Regions from separate parts of the Homo sapiens genome. Here region 1 is linked to region 2. The links are chromatin loops, found by intact Hi-C in ENCODE. Cell type or tissue: right lobe of liver. All regions are shown on one strand.

Region 1 (4,000 bases), 140 kb before region 2:
CCCTGCTGTGGAGGGTGTTTTGGGGCAGCCCACAGCAAGCGAAGGGGCCTCTACGTTTGCAGCTGACTCAGGAGCCTGGCCCCAACTGGCTTCGGGCCCAAGGCCTCCTGTGCCTGGCTGGGTGTCTTGGGTCCTCGCTGGGCCCCTCTGCCTCAGTTTCCCCAATTGCACGGTGGGGATGGTATGAGGGAGAAGGATGGGGTCTTTCACAGCCTTGCCAGTGTCTCAGCCTCACGTCTCACACTCTCTTCACCTCCCCTTCCTGCTGAGAGAGTGCTGTGCTCCTTGCCCAGCCTGTGCCCCCCAGGCACGCCCTCACCCCGGTTCTTCCTCGCTGCCCAGCTGTCTCCGCCACGCCCAAGTCCACCCTGCTCCCGTGCTCGGAAGTGGCCTCTTTCACGCCCCACGTCCCAGTCCCAGTATACAGCAGGTGCCACATATTTGCTGAATTTTCTGAGGGGCAGAGCATGGGTCCTGGGCTGACGTGGGTCCAGATTTCGGCTCTCAGGCCTGGGCGGCTGGCCCCTTTGGAAGTGCAGTTGGTGCCAGGGTGCAGCGGCTCACGCCTGAGATCCCAGCACTTTGGGAGGCTGAGGCGGGCGGATCACCTGAGGTCAGGAGTTCGAGAGCAGCCTGGCCAACATGGTGAGATGATCCCGTCTCTACTAAAAATGCAAAAATTAGCTGGGCATCGTGACGAGCGCCTGTAATCCCAGCTACTCGGGAGGCTGAGGCAGGAGAATCACTTGAATCCAGGAGGCAGAGGTTGCAGTGAGCCGAGATCGCGCTGCTGCACTCCAGCCTGGCTGACAGAGTGGGACTTGGTCTCAAAAAAAAAGAAAAGGAAGAAGAAGTGCAGTTGGTCTATTGCTGAAGTCTCTGGGGCTGTGGGTGGCTCTACACCCCGGCCTGACGTCTGAAAGTCCCCAGAGGCATGCTGGGCGCTTCCCTGGGGTGCTGGTGGAAGAGCAAGTTCAAGGACCCAAGTTCAAGGTTTTGGGTTCCAGAGGCTCAAGTTCCCTTCCTTGTAGGTGATCACGGTTGGTGCCTGAATTGGAACAGGCGTGAAAACCAAGAAGGAAGGGGTTTGGCCTTATGCAACCCCCAGGGCTTCGGCAGGGTCTTCTGTGCCTCCCAGAGCAAAATTAGGTCAAAAATAAGTATAGTTCATTCCTACTCCCTTCACCCCAGCCGCCGCTGATTCTAAAGGCCACACAGGTCCACTTGGGAAAGCCTGAGTCGTGCAAAGGAGGGTGTCTCCGCAGGAGAGGGGCAGGGGCTGGAGGTCTCTGCACGAGAAGGGCTGGGGCTGGAGGGTGTCTCCGCAGGAGAGGGGCTGGGGCTGGAGGGGACACGAAGGCCCAGGGAGGGGCGGTCTGAGGAGGTCGCGTTCTCCGAAGCTTGCTGTCATCCACCCTCCCTGCCCCCGGTGTCACCGAGGGGGCTGGGCAGACCTGGCGGGGTGGAGACCTGGGCAGATCCGGGGTTTGTGCCCTGGGAGCTCTGGGGGGCACAGGGCAGGTGTCGGGTGGAGAGAGGCTGGCGGCTTCCTGACTGCCCTCGGTCCAGTTCCAGGGCTAAGTGCCCTGTGGCCGCCCTGCCGTCTCCTGCTGCTGCTGACTTGCAGGTCTGTGTTTCTGAATTGTCTTCAGCTGGGGAGGCCCCGTGTGAGGGGAGACAGACGAGATGCTCCCCAAAGCCAGGATCTGTTATGTCCCCTGGGGTCCCCGAGAGGACTGGTCGGGGAGGAGCTGCTCCAAGACCCCACCAGGACAGGCGGCCCCTGGGCCCCGCCTCAGATGGCTGAGTGGGTCAGCGGGAGATCAGCCTGGGGGTGCAGCTCTGCAAATCCGCAGTGATGAATCCCAGCATTAGGGCGTGGGAATAAACCCCCCATTATCCTGGGGGGATGGCCCCGGGGGCAGGGCGAGGCGAGGGTTTGTCTGGCTCTGGTCACGGCAGGAAGGCCCAGCGTGTGCAGGATGGTGGGGTGTGCATGGACCCATATCCCAGGTGGCGGTGGCCTGCCCTCTGGTCTGCGTGGAGGGGTCAGGGGTCGGGGTGGCCAAGGCCTCCCCGCTCTCTTCAGGGCCTTCCCTATGTTCCCTGCTCGAAAACGGACATCTTTGTCCAGGCACTGTGGCTCATGCCTGTAATGCCAGTACTTTGGGAGGCGGAGGCGGGAGGATCGCTTGAGCCCAGGAGTTCGAGACCAGCCTGGGCAACATAGCAAGACCCCCATCTCTACAAAAAGTTAAAAAATTAGCCAGGCGTGGTGGCGTGCACCTGTAGTCCCAGCTACTCTGGAGGCTGAGGCGGGAGGATCACCTGAGCCCAGGAGGTTGAGGCTGCAGTGAGCTATGATCGTGCCACTGCACTCCGGCCCGGGAAACAGAGTGAGACCCTGTCTCAAAAAAATAAAAAAAACCTAAAAACCCACATATTCAAGTCACCTTCATCAGCCCCCCACTCACTTGGGCCGGGCCCTGCCTCACCCCCCACCCCACGGTTCAGCCTCGCACCCTGTGCGCTGGCCGCCTCTCTCCTGCCAGATGCCTCCCCGTCCCCCTTTCTGGCCTCCCGGCTGTCAGCATGGGCCTCTCCAGACATCGGTCCTTCTTTCCCTGTCACCTCTACCTCCTCCCTGGCTCCAGCCCTCCCCAGTCATGTCCCCTGGTCCCGAGGCCGCCCACCGGCCTTGAAGGGAACCCGGAGCATCAACCTCCGCACCTGCTGCCCCTCTTCAGCCACTGCCCTCCCCTCACCATCTCATCCACCCACACGCCACCTCCTCCAAGGAGCCCTCCCACCTGCCTGGGGCTGACAGGCCCATCCCATGTGTCTGTCTTGGGGCTGGGCCTGTGTGGTCATCGTGTGCCCCGGCGCCCGGCGAGAGTTCGGTGAACATCTGCCCCGTCGGGATCACCCGGGAACCCGAGATCTCCCCCACCCGTAGCAGCTCCCTTTCTTAATCCTGGGCACCTGCCACGGATCTGGCCATGACTCCACAGCTGAGAGTGCCGTCTCCTAATCCCCCGGCCCGAGGCTCTCCCTTAATCACCGACCTCCGGCCCCTAATCCTCTCCCGGATTGTCCCCATCTGTAAATCCTGGACGGCCTCCGGCCTGAGGCTGGGCTCCTGCGGGGAGGGCCTGGCTGCCCTCGCCCGTTCCCCAACCCGGGACTCAGGCTCCAGCAGGGGCTGAAGACCCCCTGGGCAGGCCCTCCCCTGGGATCCAAGGGGCTGAGGGTCCTGGGCCTTCTGTTGCCAGGAGACCTGGTGTCCTCGTGGGGTTTGGGAGCCGGGTCGGCGGCCTCCTCCCCCAAGCTTCATCCAGCCCTGGAGAGACGGGGACCTGCGTCGGCTTTGGGAACTTCAGGGGAAGAACCCTGAGCTCGGGGCAGGAGAATGACATGGTCTGTCTGGGTTCCCATCCCACTGTTTCACTTATGGCTGGAGGAGCCTCAGTTTCCGTGTCAGAGCCGAGAGAGAGGCTGGGCGGCTGTTGGAGGAGGGCTGAGCTCACATCGGTGTCAGGTGCCGGGGGCCCCACTGAAGCCACTCTGGAGTGAGAGGGGGTCCGAGGCTTCTTCCGGTCCCCCAGGTGTGAGAGCTGAGGCCGGAAGGTTTCCCCAGGGACCCAGCCTCATCCCGGCCTCCGGAGCTGGTCTCCCTCCCTGCCTGCGAGGGCCAAGCTGGACAAAGTGGCAGGACCCCCGCGTTTCCGAGGAAGGGGCCCTCGTAGAGGCCTCACTGTTACCTGTCGGGGATGGGTTTTAAATACAGGATTTAATGATGGTCACTGATGTTTCTGTGACAGCTGAGGGGGGCCTGTCCCTGCTCAGCACTGGGGTTGGACAAGGAGGGCACAGGGTGCCCGGGGAGTGCTGGGGCCCGCCTGGGTCCCTATGGTGGCCGGATGGGGAAAGGGCTGCCGGACGCGGCTGCACAGAGTGTGAGGGGGAGTGGGGTTGGGCTTTGGGCCTTCCCCTGACCCCA
Region 2 (4,000 bases):
ACAATCACAGCTCACTGCAGCCTCGACTTCCCCAGCTCCAGCGATCCTCCTGCCTCCGCCTCCCGAGTAGCTGGGACCACAGGCACGCACCACCACGCCCGGCTAATTTCTGTATTTTTGGTAGAAACGGGGTCTCTGCTGTCCAGGCTGGGGTTTTCATGGTTTCTATCGATCACCTGCATCTGTTTCATGTGGCCAAGGCTCCTGAAAGCCCTTCCTGTGGGAACAGTATCCCCGTGTGATGGAAGTAAAAATCGCAGCCCACAGAGGCAGAGAGGCTGGCTCAAGGCCACACAGCTGAGTGGTCCTTAGTGGAGTCGGCTGTTAATTCTGGCATCTGCCATCTAAGCCAGACGATGTTAAAACCAGACCCTTGGCCGGGCTTAGTGGCTCACGCCTGTAATCGCAGCACTTTGGGAGGCCGAGGCAGGCACATCATTTGAGGTCAGGAGTTCAAGACCAGCCTGACCAACATGATAAAACCCCATATCTACTAAAAATACAAAAATTAACCAGATGTCGTGGCCGGCACCTGTAATCTCAGCTGCTCGGGAGGCTGAGGCTGAGAATCACTTGTACCCAGGGGGCAGAGGTTGCAGTGAGCTGAGATCACGCCACTACACTCCAGCCTGGGAGACAGAGCAAGATTCTTTCTAAAAAAAAAAACCTGGTTCTGGGCACAGTCCTGGACCTCACTGAGCTCACGTCAGGTGGGAAGATGGCGTGTATTGGGGACCACCCAGGGAGGGTGGTCAGGCCGAAGAGGTGGGAAGCCCAGGGCGCTGTGGAATCCCCAAGGAAGTGCCTCATTCGTGGGAGGGCTGGGCAGGCGACCTGGAGGATGTGGGTTTCGTGGGAGGGCTGGGCAGGCGACCTGGAGGACGTGGGGTGGTTTTTTTGTGTTTTTTTTTTTGAGACAGAGTTTCACTCTTGTTACCCAGGCTGGAGTGCAATGGCACGATTTCAGCAACCTCTACCTCCTGGGTTCAAGTGATTCTCCTGCCTTAGCCTCCTAAGTATCTGGGATTGCAGGCGCCCGCCACCACGCCCAGCTAATTTTGTATTTTTAGTAGAGACAGGGTTTGGCCATGTTGGTCAGGCTGGTCTCGAACTCCTGACCTCAGGTGATCCGCCCGCCTCGGCCTCCCAAAGTGCTGGGATTAGAGGCATGAGCCACCGTGCCCAGCCAAGGAAGTGGGTTTTGAAGGTTGAATAGGAGTTCTCCAGGTGCTTTTCCCTGAAGGTTGTTTGAGCATGGACTAGTGCTGTCATGGGAGACTCAGCAATACACATGCACGGCCCCTGCCTTCCTGACGGGCACACCCAGTGACGTGATGAGGGAAGAGTGCACTGAGGGAGCATCAGACACCACAGCCCTGAGACAGGAGTGTGTCCCAGAAACAGCAAGAAGACCAGGGATGCCAGGGCACAGTTCAGGGAGAGGGGCCTGTGTGCAGGGTCTGACCATGCAGGGCAGAACGGGTTCAGACAGGCGACACTAGACCCTGAGCCTCGCACAGTGGCTCCCAGGAGGCCAAGGGAGGAGGATCGCTTGAGAGCAGGAGTGGACGAGACTGGAGGGGGCACGGAGGAGCCGGCTGGATTCAGGGTGGCCTGCGGGAGCCGCTGATGCGGGGGTATGTGGGGAGGGAGGGAAGAAATGAGATGGAGCGGACGTGGTGGCTCAGCCTGTAATCCCGGCACTTTGGGAGGCCGAGGTGGGTGGATCACCTGAGGTCAGGGGATCGAAACCAGCCTGGCCAACATGGAGAAACCCCGTCTCTACTAAAAATACAAAATTAGCCAGGTGCGATGACGCAGGCCTGTAACCCCAGCTACTGGGGAGGCTGAGGCACGAGAATCGCTTGAACCCAGGAGGCGGAAGTTGCAGTGAGCCAAGATTGCCCCATTGCACTCCGGCCTGGGCGACAAGAGCGAAACTCCATCTCAATAAAAAGAAAAAAGAAAGATGACCTCTGTGTTTCTGGCCAGAGTCCCAAGAGGATAGGATGAGAAGCGGGTGCGTATGACGTCACCCACTGTGCCATGCCCTCCCCAGGCTCCTGACCCCATGGCTCCCCTTCCTCTTCCCGGGGATGCTGACGCCCCTGACCCTTCTCTCTTCTTTCTTGCAGACGCCGGTGGGCACGCCCAAAGGTAGGACCTCTGGAAGGAACTCGTGGGGCCTCGGCGCACTCTGGTGGCCAGAGAGGGGATGGCAGGGCGGGGAGTGAAGCTACAAAGTTGCTCGGTGCCTCACGCCTGTGATCCCAGCACTTTGGGAGGCCGAGGCGGGTAGATCTCCTGAGGTCAGGAGTTCGAGACCAGCCTGACCAACATGGCGAAACTCAGTGTCTACTGAAAAAATGCAAAGACAATTAGCCGGGTGTGGTGGCTCATGCCTGTAATCCCAGCACTTTGGGAGGCTGAGGCAGGAGGATCGATCGCTTGAGCCCAGGAGTTCAAGAGCATGCTGGGCAACACAGGGAGACCCTGTCTCTGCCAAACATAAAAAAATTAGCCGCCGGCCAGGCCCAGTGGCTCAGACCTGTAACCCCAGCGCTCTGGGAGGCTGAGACAGGTGGATCCCTTGAGGTCAGGAGTTCAAGACCAGCCTGGCCAACATAGTGAAACCCCGTCTCTACTAAAAATACAAAAATTAGCCGTGTGTGCTGCACGCCTGTAGTCCCAGCTGCTCGGGAGGCTGAGGTGGGAGGATCACTTGAGCCCAGGAGGTTGAGCTGTGATCGCACCACTGCACCCCAGCCTGGGCGACAGAGCGAGACCCTGTCTGTAAACTGCATTTCACGGAACGTGTCCGCTTCTGTATCGATAGCGGGACAGCCACCAGCCGGGATTGACGCTGGCGTCTGAAGTGCTTCTGGCCTGGTTTGTTGTGTGTTAATTATTCATAAGGAGAGTGTCTTCTTGTCTTACTGTAGAATTAAAAATTAATCATTAAAAAAATCCAGACAGGCCTCTCAGGGATTTTGTGAAAATCACTGGGCTGAGGATGAGGAATGAACTGTGAGGCTGCCTGTGGGATTTTCTAGGGGTTGCGGTGGGGGTCCAGGTGCCTGTGTCTGTGCGGGGCCTGTGTCTGGGGGCCCAGGTGCCTGTGTCCTGGTGTCTGGGTGGGGTCTGTGTGTCTGGGGGCCCAGGTGCCTGTGTCCTGGTGTCTGGGTGGGGTCTGTGTGTCTGGGGGCCCAGGTGCCTGTGTTTGGGTGTCTCGGTGGGGTCTGTGTGTCTGGGGGCCCAGGTGCTTGTCTGGATGTCTGGGGGCCCACAGGTGCCTGTGTCCGGGTGTCTGGGTGGGATCTGTGTGTCTGAGGGCCCAGGTGCCTGTCTGGATGTCTGGGGGCCCAGGTTCCTGTGTCCGGGTGTCTGGATGGGATCCGTGTGTCTGAGGGCCCAGGTGCCTGTCTGGATGTCTGGGGGCCCAGGTGCCTGTGTCCGGGTGTCTGGGTGGGATCTGTGTGTCTGAGGGCCCAGGTGCCTGTCTGGGTGTCTGGGGGCCCAGGTTCCTGTGTCTGGGTGTCTGGGTGGGATCCGTGTGTCTGAGGGCCCAGGTGCCTGTCTGGGTGTCTGGGGGCCCAGGTGCCTGTGTCCGGGTGTCTGGGTGGGATCCGTGTGTCTGAGGGCCCAGGTGCCTGTCTGGGTGTCTGGGGGCCCAGGTTCCTGTGTCTGGGTGTCTGGGTGGGATCCGTGTGTCTGAGGGCCCAGGTGCCTGTCTGGGTGTCTGGGGGCCCAGGTGCCTGTGTCCGGGTGTCTGGGTGGGATCTGTGTGTCTGAGGGCCCAGGTGCCTGTCTGGGTGTCTGGGGGCCCAGGTTCCTGTGTCTGGGTGGGGTCTGGGTGTCAAAGGCCCAGGTGCATGTGGGAGTCCGGATGCACTTCTGTGAAGGGGCGTTGGGCTGTCTGGGGGGTCCATGTGACCTCTCCTCTGACCCTCATCTCTCTCTCCGCTTCCACCTCCCGTGCAGACAAGCGAGTCTCCAACAC

Evidence for each region. A loop is a pair of places that touch in the nucleus more often than their neighbours do. Peaks named below come from ENCODE experiments on the same cell type or tissue, not always from the same donor. Only the 100,000 strongest peaks of a DNase experiment are listed, where the experiment ranks them.
Region 1: it touches region 2 in a loop (2.3-fold over the local background); 39 of 110 quality-filtered maps call a loop at or near these places.

What each region holds. Positions count from the first base shown.
Region 1 is chr19:592,791-596,790 of GRCh38, forward strand. The region is part of intron 1 of HCN2 (hyperpolarization activated cyclic nucleotide gated potassium and sodium channel 2); the gene reads left to right. Among named protein-coding and RNA genes, the nearest start is that of HCN2, 4.9 kb to the left of the region's middle. In right lobe of liver, no CTCF peak of the experiment used is centred here; no DNase peak of the experiment used is centred here.
Region 2 is chr19:732,038-736,037 of GRCh38, forward strand. It overlaps PALM (paralemmin), which reads left to right. Exons shown (of 9, transcript NM_002579.3): 6 at 2,136-2,157; 7 at 3,982-4,000. Among named protein-coding and RNA genes, the nearest start is that of MISP, 17 kb to the right of the region's middle. RefSeq lists an enhancer at 2,268-2,317. In right lobe of liver, a CTCF peak has its summit at 2,205 (motif pointing left); a DNase peak (open chromatin) is centred at 2,184; H3K27ac peaks cover 410 bases.